Regions from separate parts of the Mus musculus genome. Here region 1 is linked to region 2. A link is a contact called in ENCODE POLR2A ChIA-PET data. All regions are on one chromosome and are shown on one strand. The core of a region is the stretch at or near the end of the contact, and the rest is flanking DNA. Distances in the headings are between cores, read along the strand shown.

Region 1 (5,087 bases), core at 1,896-4,395, 44 kb before region 2:
CTCCAAAACTAAGACAGGCAAACGTACACACCAAACATACACATTGCTCACGGCTTGCTTCATGGCTCTTTCACATCTGAACAGGGCTCCGCTGTGTAGCTTTATGCGGGAATCACATCTCACCTGTTTATTCCAGTGCCCAAAGAGTTTAAACTTGAGAAACTAGCAGACGTAGTTTAAGGTTGGCATCATTATTTACCATATGTTTCATTATTAGCTGTTAATGCATATGTTTTTATCTATTATCCTGGGCATCATGATTTGATATGCTCACAGTGATGAGTCACAGGATGGAAGCAAACCTCTTTCTTTTCTTACTGTGTAGGCCCTGGCTGTCCTGTAACTCACTATGTAGACCAGGCCACACCTCCTAATGCATCCCAAATACCAACTGGGGACCAACTATTCAAACACACTAGCCTCCAGGACCATTCTCATCCAAACCCCCACAACCAGAATGAAGATTTAAGCTCAGCTCTTTATGTGGAAAAGTCTTACTAAAGTATCAATGCAGTAAATGCATACGGATGAGATGCTGGACCTACTGCGGAGAGCTGCAAACTGAACCATTGGCTTTTTTTTTTTTTTTTTTGACAGTGTTAATACAAATTCATGTGGTTTCAGCTCGCTCTGCTGGCCAGCCAGCTCTCGTCCCCTGTACTGGGCTTATAAGCACACCGGTGACCCACGCCTAGCTATGTATACAGGCACTGGGAACTCTAACTTGGATTCTCATTATGGCAAAGTAAGCTCTCTGGCCCACAAAGCCATCACTCTAGCACCTCTCTGCATTTACATTTATCCAAAGTCTAACAATTCATTTGCTATTTGAATTACATTTGCTACTTCTCCATTTTTTTTTAAATCAAGAGTTTTATCAATATAAATCTACAAACAATACAGTTCAGTGGCAGCACATACCTTTCATGTCAGCACTCGGGAGGAAGAAGCAGGTGGATTTCTGTGAGTTCAAGGTTTCAGCCTGGTCTACAGAGGGAGTTCCAGGACGGCCAGAGCTGTCACACAGAGAAACCCTGTCTCAGAAAATAATAATTACAATTATTATTATTTCTTTTAAATATTACATTATATTAAATAATTTATAAGTTATTTTTCAGTAGTGGTATATGCAGTGTAGTATACTGAATAGAGTTTTAGCCATCCCCATAATAATTCACACATTCATCTATGAGAAAATGCATCTTTTAATTCTTTTTTTTAGATTTATTTATTTTATATATGTGAGTATACTGCTACTCTCTTCTGACACACCAGAAGAGGGCATCAAATCCCATTACAGATGATTGTGGAAAAGCAGTCAGTGCTCTTAACCATTGAGCTGTCTCTAGCCCCACATCTTTTAATTCTTATTTGACCAATTTTTAAAAAAGATTTATTTATTTTATGTATATGAGTACAGTGTAGCTGTACAGATGGTTGTGAGCTATCACATGGTTGCTGGGAACTGAACTCAGGACCTCTGCTTACTCCGGCTCCACTCGCTCCGAGTCCAAAAATTTATTTATAACTATATATAAGTACACTGTAGAAACACCAGAAGAGGGTGTCAGCTCTCATTCTGGATGGTTGTGAGCCACCATGTGGTTGCTGGGATTTGAACTCAGGACCTTCGAAAGAGCAATCAGTGCTCTTACCCACGGAGCCATCTCACCAGCCCCTTCACCAATTTTTTAAAAGAGTGGTTTATTGGGTGCATTGCGAGTGAGCAATGGGCAGAGTAGAGTACTGTCAGCTTTGTAAGATCACCACCAGCTATGTTGGGATCACTATCCACCCACCAGCTATGGGGTTTTGCCACTTGATAGTGAAGGTTTATTTTATCTAGTCTTGTTTAAAGTAAGCCAGCTGGCTAATAAAGCCACACTGGGTGTTCAGGATCCTTTCCTGGGTACGTTTTTAAGCACAAAACCCATGTTTTAGGGTGACATACTTCAGCTAACAAAACAAGTTAGCCAGTAGTGGAACCACAGAAGCCAAAAGGTAAGATCAGTACATTTAGAGATTTTTCCAGAACGATGGACATTGATGGTTCTGTCTGTGTGCTGAGTTTTACAGTTGAATGGTACTTCCATCATGGAGTCAGATGTGCTAAGGTCTGGGGTCCTATTAAGGTCTGGGGCCTCTCACACTTTCTTGTTCTGGAAAATAATGGTTAATGATGACCTGGAAAGATTATCGTTAGGTGCCTGCGCCGCCTACCTGATGCATAGTAATTGCTTTCCACAAACGTTCACCCAGCCCCCTCCTCCCACTGCACTTTCCACAGCAGCCCAAACCTACTTGAGCTTCTATTATAGTATATTCGGACCCCTGGTCCCCGGCTTCCTGCTCTTGGGCGCCTAATTCCTAGGCAAGCAAAAAGGGTTCCACGCCCTGATCTAATCTCTTAAAACTCCGGGGCTAAGGAGGATAAAAACAAAAGAAGAAACCGACGGAGAGTACCAAAGCTTGAACACAAATTGAGGCAAATTGAGACCTGCTTCCTACCCCCACAATGCACGTTAGTCCCCGACACAGGGCCCAAGTATTGCTTTCACGTCCCCCACTCCTACGTGGCCATTATCTCGCTGAGGTCCCGTCCACCTGCTGAGTTTGTCCTCGCTGGGCTGGAGTGCAACAGGCGAGGCTCTGCCCTGCCCTCTTCCTTGCGGGGCGCCAGCCTGGCTGCACTCGGTGCAGAGGGGAGGGGAGGCCAGGTGTTCTCGCCCCACTCCAGCCGTTAGGTGCCAGTGTCCCCCGGGACCTGACTGGGAGCGGCAGAAGGCGGGAACGCCAGCCTTGCCCCGTCACCACACCCGGGTTTGTTCCGGTCCCCGAAGCCCGCGCTCCGCCCGGTCCCCAGGTGCCTTGCAGGGAGGGGGAGGGGAGACTTGAAGGGGTAAGGGGTCGCGATCCAGAGCAGCTGGCCAGTCAGTCTGCCTGTCCTCACAAAGAGATTGTCTGCCCCGGGAATAGAAGGGGAAGATCTGAGACTGGAGCCTCTGGGGGGACCTAGGGGTTTCAGGCAACCACAGATGGAAACGCCTCCTCACCCGGGGGCGTGGGCCGCCCTGGCTCCGCCTCGTCACGCCACGCCCCGACCACGCCCTCTAGACTTAAGTTCTGTAGGCGCGGGTTCGCAGCTACTGTCAGTTCCGCCCTCGGTGTCGTCGGGTCGCCAGCTTCCTGGGCAGCCACCACTCTCCCGCCGTCGGACACAGCCTTCTGCACTCCTGTGTTCTCCTGCGGTCCGGTGAGCGTGCCCCATCCCTTCGCTGGCCGCACCTGCTCTCTCCCACTCCATCTGTCTTTTCTCTTTCTTTTCCCTTCCCTGGAGTCCTAATTTGCCCTCTCTAGGTTTCTTTCCTCCTAAATACGCCCTTTGTTATTTGCCTCTGACGTCCAGTTGGTCGAAGGTTAAAACCTTCATCTCTTTACTTCTTCCCCTCAGCCTCGATGTTCCCAGCCTGACCCGGGCGGGGTGGGGGAAGGGGCTTTCACGTCAGCGAAGATCAGAATGACTGTCACCAGGAGGCTCTGGGCCATGTGCCCTAAAGCCTGTTCTTGTATCAAGGGTTGTTTGTGCCTGGAGGAGCCTTGGAGTTTGTTTGGCCTTTGTTACACTATCTTATGTGGCTGCCTGCCGGAGGTGGAAGTAGGGACACAGGGAGACTGGACCTGCCTTATCCTGATTCAACACAAATAGATATAATGCTCCACTCAACAGTTTTGTGACTGTATCCCCCAGGCACAGCACAGCTGCCTGTCTACATAACTGTCTGAGAAACAAATTTGGAAGTGAGCCAACGTGTGGGAGTAAAGACTCCTGAGTTCTTCCCCTAGACCCTGGCTGCTCTGAGTGAGAACTGAGCCTTGCATGGGTCCCTCCCAGCAAGGCTGTCTGAAAGGACTTGTGTGACAGATGACCCTTCCTTGCAGGGCGGTGGTCCTGCAAAGACAATCTTCCTTTCTAAACTTGGCTTCCTTCCTCTCCCCCACAGGACACAATAGTATGAACTTTAAGTGTTTCGTCTCCCAGCCATTTTCTATGGAAAATCGAGGGGATCGGGCCATGGTAGCCACCGGCAGCTTTGAAGAACGAGACACCTTTAGAGAAGCTTGACCTTGGAGGCCTCAGCCTGAGACCTCAAAGCAGCCTCCAGGTAAGGAGTCCCGGCTAAGGAAGCCTTCTCTCAGGCCTGGGGCCTAGGGCTGCTCAGCAAGACAATAAAAATTCCCCTCCTCCCACCCTGATGAGAGCCTCTTCACAGCTCAGCAATCCCCTTCTTCATCCCTGATCACCTTCTGGCCCGTAAAGATGGCGGACCCCAGTGTATAAGGGGAGAACCTGAGTGGGGTGGGGACTGGTTCCAGGTGGCCTTGGCAGTCAACAGCAGAGCTGGGGCAGAAGCTTATGGTGTGTGTGTGTGTGTGTGTGTGTGTGTGTGTGTGTGTGTTATGGTGTGTGTGTATGTGGTGTGTATGTGTGCTCACGTGTGTGCTCACGTGTGCATGTGTGTGCATGCACGTTTATGTAAAGGCACACGGGTGCTGTGGCACGCACATGAAGGTCAGAAGACAACTCAGGCCTCCTACCATCTGTGTCCCAATGGCAAGCACCCTTACCCACTGAGCCATCTTGCTGGTCTGAGCTTCCATTCTTTTTTTTTTTTTTCTTTTGTCCTAGCTTTTGATGTCCCTGTGAATGAGATTAGAAATTGGGTGTTGTTTTTTTATTGCCTCCAGTGGTTGTCCGGTCCTATAAAGTGGATTCTGTTTTTGTTGGTTCATTTTGGGTCGGGATCTCAGGACCTCTCTTCGGCTGCCCTGGAGCTTTAGATGCAGACCGTGCCTGACAGGATTATCTTTCTAGGCCTGCGTTTTAGTCATAGAAACCTTTAGTACAGGTGATCTTTGCCTCTGGTCCCAACCCTCGAGGACCCGACCTTTGGCAAACCCTACGCTGCATTCACAATGGCAGCTGAGCCACATGTTTTTGATCTGGCAGCAACTGGCAGCTGAGCCACATGTTTTTGATCTGGCAGCAACTGAGACCTCGTCTTTCTGGACTTCACAACATTCTACCA
Region 2 (5,600 bases), core at 1,868-4,367:
GGTGGCAAGTGTCTTTACACACTGAGTCATCTCCCTGGCCCATCTTTTAATTAATGTGGCTATGAGAAAATTAAAAATCATAGGCATAGCTTGCACCAATAGCTAGTGTAAATAAATGGAAATTCAATTTCATTTAGAAGTAAATATAAGATTCTGTATACTCAGCCGGGCATGGTGGCGCATGCCTTTAATCCCAGCACTCGGGAGGCAGAGCAGGCGGATTTCTGAGTTCGAGGCCAGCCTGATTTACAAAGTGAGTTCCAGGGCAGCCAGGGCTATACAGAGAAACCCTGTCTCGAAAAACCAAAAAAAAAAAAAAAAAAAAACCAACCAACCAAACAAAAAGATTCTGTATACTGGTGTGTGCTTGTAAAACAAAAAGCAAAAATAACTACGGGCTCAAGAGGAACTGAGGGCAGAAGGAGGAAGCTAAATCCAGGGATGCATGCCAAGTGATTGTGTGGTTGCGTCTCAGAATCCTATAGCCTTCATAGCATGGCTGACCAATTCACTGGAGAGCAGACTGCAGAATTCAAAGATGACAGCCTGCTGTCTGAAGGAACTAAATCAACCAAGGACCTGGGCCCTGCCATGAAGTCTGGTATGCAGAATCCCTCAGAAGCAGAGCCAGGGGCATGGTCAACGAGGCAGATGTGGGTCAATGAGGCAGATGTGGGTGGTAATGGCACAGTCCCTTAGAGAAGCATCAGGGTCCTTGATGAGGATGGCAATGGCTGTACGTATGCAGCAGAGCTTACATACATTTCTAGGGTGATGACAAGCCCTAGAAAGCAGTTAACAGCTGAGAGGGAAGCAGACAACCAACTGCCTGCTTCTTAACTTTCCTTTCAACTATCTGCTATTTAAACAAACAAACAAAACTGAGCAGTGCTGAGCAGAGCAGACGACAGAGTGCTTACCTGAAGCCCTGCCTTGTATCCCCAGCACCACATAAACAGGCATGGCGGAACATTACCGTCAAAGGCACACCTTTGCTGAGTCTACCAATGACTTGGAGAGCATCAGGATCATGTAGCTATCCGAAGGAGCTATATGGTAGGACCAGTTCTCAGTGCTGTGCCATTTACAGGACATAAAGCTTGCCTGTTATCCACAGTAAATCCTTCTAAAGCTGTAAGCTCTGGGACCCTATCCAGACCAGTTCCTTGGCAAACAGGCTGCCAAATGATGGATGGTTTCCTTGTACATCACAAAAGAATGTCTCAAAAATAAAAACTTGCGGGTAAGTTAGGGCAGTTTTGATCCCAGCACTTTGGCAGTAAAGGCAGGTGGATGTTTGTGAATTCAAGGCTAGCTTGATCTAGAACATTTCAGGCCTGACAGGGCAACATAGTGAGACCTTGTCTCAAAAATAATAAATAAATAACTTTCATATTTATCTCTTTGAAGACCCAATTTAGGCATCTGTACAGATGATACACTTATGTAATTGACCCATAGGAACACCACCACCACCACCACCACACACACACACACACACACACCCCACATACCTATATTGGAAGTCAGTTGAAACTGAGGAAAGCAAACTGACTTTGGAGGAAATACAATGAAAGACTGACTATAAATCAAACCACAAAGCCAGGCTGTGGTGGCACATGCCTTTAATCCCAGCACTTGGTAGACAGTGGAAGGAAGATCTTGGAGACTGAGTTCAGCCTAGTCTATAGATCAAGTTCCAGGATAGCCAGGGCTACACAGAGAAATCCTGTTTCAAAAAAAAGTTTTAGAGGTGAAGTTCATTATATGTAGAGAAAGTTGCTAAAGTAATTTTATCTTGTTTACTGGTTATAAAGTAGAATTTTATCTTCTCTGATGACAGGTGAAAATCACCAGACATAGATATATGATAAATACACATATATGGTAAATACATATATAAGTACATATATGCTTGATGATCTATATGTATTTATCATAAATATGTGTGATGATCTTCACTTATCATAGTAAAGAACTAAGCTTCAAGGTTGGTCCCGGTGGCACACACTTGTCATTGCAACACTCGGAGAGCTAAGGCAGGAAAGCCACAAGCTTGAGGCCAGCCTGAACTACATATTCAAGGCTAGCTACTACACACAGTAGCTACTGCTACATAGTGAGACCCTATCCCCCCAAATACAAATAAAATACCCAAAACAAAACCAAAAATAGATACAAAACATAATAATGGTATGTGAAATGACAGATAATCAATAAAATGAGCTTTTCTCACAGAATTTAGGAAGGTTGATTGTGTGTGTGTGTGTGAGAGAGAGAGAGAGAGAGAGAGAGAGAGAGAGAATTCAATGGTCAGGAATGACACAGAATGCCATTCAGAGGTAAAAGAGGATTAGAGTTGTCTGGATATGGCTAGGTGCAATAACTCACTTTCCACCCTGAAGCCTAGAGAGATGGAAAGTTAAGAAAAGGGTCTCCAGGGAGCTTGTGTGCACTGTCAATGAAAGTGGGGAAGAGAAGGCAGGCAGAGTGAGGAAAGATCAATCCCTTGGCCCCTGCAAGATGGTTCCTGAGTAAAGTTGCCAGCCACCATACAACCTGAGTTCAAGACCAGGACCCACATGTTAGGACAGAATCAATTCTTGCTGTTCTCTGCTCTCCACACGTGTACCTCAACGCCACACATAAATACACAAATGTAAATAGAAAATGCCTCTTCCTTTCACTTCAGCAATTAGGGCATTCTAGATCCTAGTTATGGCATGGGACACACTGTGCATACATGTTTCTTTGTTTTACTTGGGAATGAAAAATGTCCCATTTGAAATTCCTTTTCTGGATCCTGTGCCCTTCAGCTTACTTGGCAACCCATGCGGTAACACTTCAGACATGGGTCCAGTCAGAGCTCTTGCTGATGAAAAGGCATAATGGCTACCCGCCTCCTCCGTCACTCTCAGGTGGCCTGGAGTCACCTGAGGGTGTGTACACAGTCTCTCAGAACGATCCAAGGTGCCTTCCCTAGGATCCGGTCTCCATTGGTCCGCTCCTTCCGCCCTTTCCCGGAAGAGGCGGGCTGAAGGCGGGCTCTACACGGAGAGTTCACCAATGGGAATTGCAGAGGGCTCTGTTCTTCCGCGTGTGTGCTCCCGCTGGGTCGGCTTCCTGCGGAGAGAACAGGGGGCGTCCTTATTGCCTACGAATCCCCGCGTCTGGGGCGGAACGCGCTCGCACGCTCTTCTGCACCTGCGGGTGAGCACTGCGCACGCATCCCTACACCGGATGCACAGTGGGGACGGCGGGAGTGCTCCTGAAACTGGGAGAGGTGCTTCAGGGGACTTGGATGCCTGTATTTCTCTCCTTCCTCTTCCTTGTCATGCCTTACTAGAAGGCCTTGCCAAGCTGTCAGGCATCTAGCCTGCCCTTATTTCTAAGCATGGGTTGAACTCATTTTATTCAAGGAGTACCGAGGACAACATGTATTGGACATATACTGCAGTGCTATTTACAAAGTCTACCTAGTGAATCTTAAAGCGATTTTATTTTGTGTGTGTGTGTGTGTGTGTGTGTGTGTGTGTATGATTTGTTGACGGCCCTACCTAATAATACAGGTCTCCAGGCAAAGACATTTACCCTTTTATTGTGCCTCCGTAGCGGTGAGGTTTATATAGAGAAGTGCTTAAATCGTCTTGTGACCTACCCCTTTTCCTCATGATAATAGTCTTAAACTCCTAACATGGGCTGCAAAGCTTTGCTGATCAATCATTTACTTATTTCTGCCAATTTTCATTTCCTGCTCTTCTGGTTTCTCCAGTTACTGAAGTGTTTTACGAGGCTGAGAATCAAATTCAATTTACTTTTCCACGTTGGACATTTGTACTACTACCAAACTACATTTTCAGCCCAGTCATCGAACTTGTGATTCCTCTCATGTGTCTACCTCTAGCCAGAAATAGTTTTCCCATGTTTGGCTAACTCATTCATCCTTGAGTTTCATCCTGGAAGTCAGGTTCTCTAGAAAGTCTTGACAGATTAGACCTGCCTCGTTTTCCCAGCTGTCTGTACATACTGTTGTAAACTTCCAGTTTACTTGCCTAGATTGTAAACTCCATGAGGGCAGGAATTGTCTCTAGCTTGGTCTTGTTTGTATACTCTTTTTTTTTTTTTTAAAGATTTATTTATTTATTATATGTAAAGTACACTGTAGCTGTCTTCAGACGTACCAGAAGAGGGCATCGGATCTCATTACGGGTGGTTGTGAGCCACCATGTGGTTGCTGGGATTTGAACTTCCGATCTTCGGAAGAGCAGTCGGGTGCTCTTACCCACTGAGCCATCTCACCAGCCCTTGTATACTCTTAATATAGTAGCCAACACACAACACAGTAACCACCTATTAATGAATAAGACAGAAAAGAGGCATTTAGCGCCTTTATACCCCGTCGTAACAAACTTTTTGCAAAGGTTGAAGTTATCTCTATTGAAGCCTTTCCTGAGTTCTCTCTTGCTGCATTCTGTAGGGTTCTCTCTTGCTGCATTCTGTAGGGTTCTGAAACAGATGATCTTTGGGAAGCAGTCTGGGCAAATAAGCTCACATTTGGATATTGCTGACTAAACAGCCTCATACCACACAGACCCATCTTTTGCCTCAGCCTCCACGTGATTTATGCTACAGCTACACTGAGCTCCTCAGTTCCCCCCACCAGTCAAACCTGCATGTACTTGGGCTGTCTTCCAAGTGTTCAACCTTACTCTTCTGAAGAGAAGAAGAAAGGCTGTTTCTTTGCTTGGGTTTTTTTGTTTGCTTGTTTTGTTTTGAGGTAGATCAGAAATGACATCTCCAAAAAAGATGGCATGTTTTGTTTAACTTGCATTCCACTAGCAGACTCCATTGAGCTTAGATACTTTTATCTCAACTCATCAAACCATTTTGCAGGCCCTTTCTCTGTCAGGTCATGTGCTGGCGGCCCTATGCTAAATCAGGCCTAGCATCTGACAATAAAGAGCTTCGTCTCCTAAGGGAGACAGGCATATAAGTAAGGCCATGCAGTGCAGTTTAGACGTCACTGTTTATGAACAGGAAGAAATGTATAATCATACCGGTACTTTAACCTTGTCTGTTGATATTCTAGGTTCCTCAAGATGTCAACCTCAGTCCCACAAGGCCATAACTGGACTCGCCCGGTGAAGAAGGATGATGATGAGGAAGACCCGCTGGACCAGCTCATCACCCGGTCTGGCTGTGCAGCCTCCCACTTTGCAGTGCAAGAGTGCATGGCCCAACACCAGGACTGGCGCCAGTGCCAGCCGCAAGTGCAGGCCTTCAGGGATTGTATGAGTGCACAGCAGGCAAGACGGAGGGAGGAGCTGCAGAGGAGGAAAGAGCAAGCCAGTGCTCAACACTGAGACCTTATACCATCTCACACAGTGGGCCTGACGAAATCAGCACCCAGAGAGACCTGGGAAGAAGAAACCCTAAGTAATAGAAGTGGTGTAAAATCTGGGGACAGTCTTCGGGACAGGATTGACAGCCAGACCCAATGAGGTTGCACACGACGGTCACCATGAGCTGATCTATGGTCAGATCACACATATCCTCCACATTCTTGTTCTACCAATATTTGTGTTTACAACCACACTCCC

What was found. ChIA-PET counts read pairs that join two places held with the same protein, here RNA polymerase II (POLR2A).
Region 1: POLR2A ChIA-PET joins it to region 2 with 14 read pairs in embryonic stem cell. The contact joins the promoter of Ucp2 here to the promoter of Coa4 in region 2. POLR2A ChIA-PET finds 5 or more read pairs at or near these places in 4 of 5 experiments (Patski and embryonic stem cell).

Annotation. Positions count from the first base shown.
Region 1 is chr7:100,490,213-100,495,299 of GRCm38, forward strand. Ucp2 (uncoupling protein 2 (mitochondrial, proton carrier)) reads left to right here and starts at 3,146. Exons shown (of 8, transcript NM_011671.5): 1 at 3,146-3,253; 2 at 4,002-4,163.
Region 2 is chr7:100,533,983-100,539,582 of GRCm38, forward strand. Coa4 (cytochrome c oxidase assembly factor 4) reads left to right here and starts at 3,118. Exons shown (of 2, transcript NM_183270.2): 1 at 3,118-3,210; 2 at 5,090-5,600. The coding sequence starts at 5,100. The coding sequence ends at 5,363. Gm39058 (a long non-coding RNA gene) reads right to left here and starts at 3,137. Exons shown (of 2, transcript XR_869836.2): 1 at 2,822-3,137; 2 at 1,609-1,729.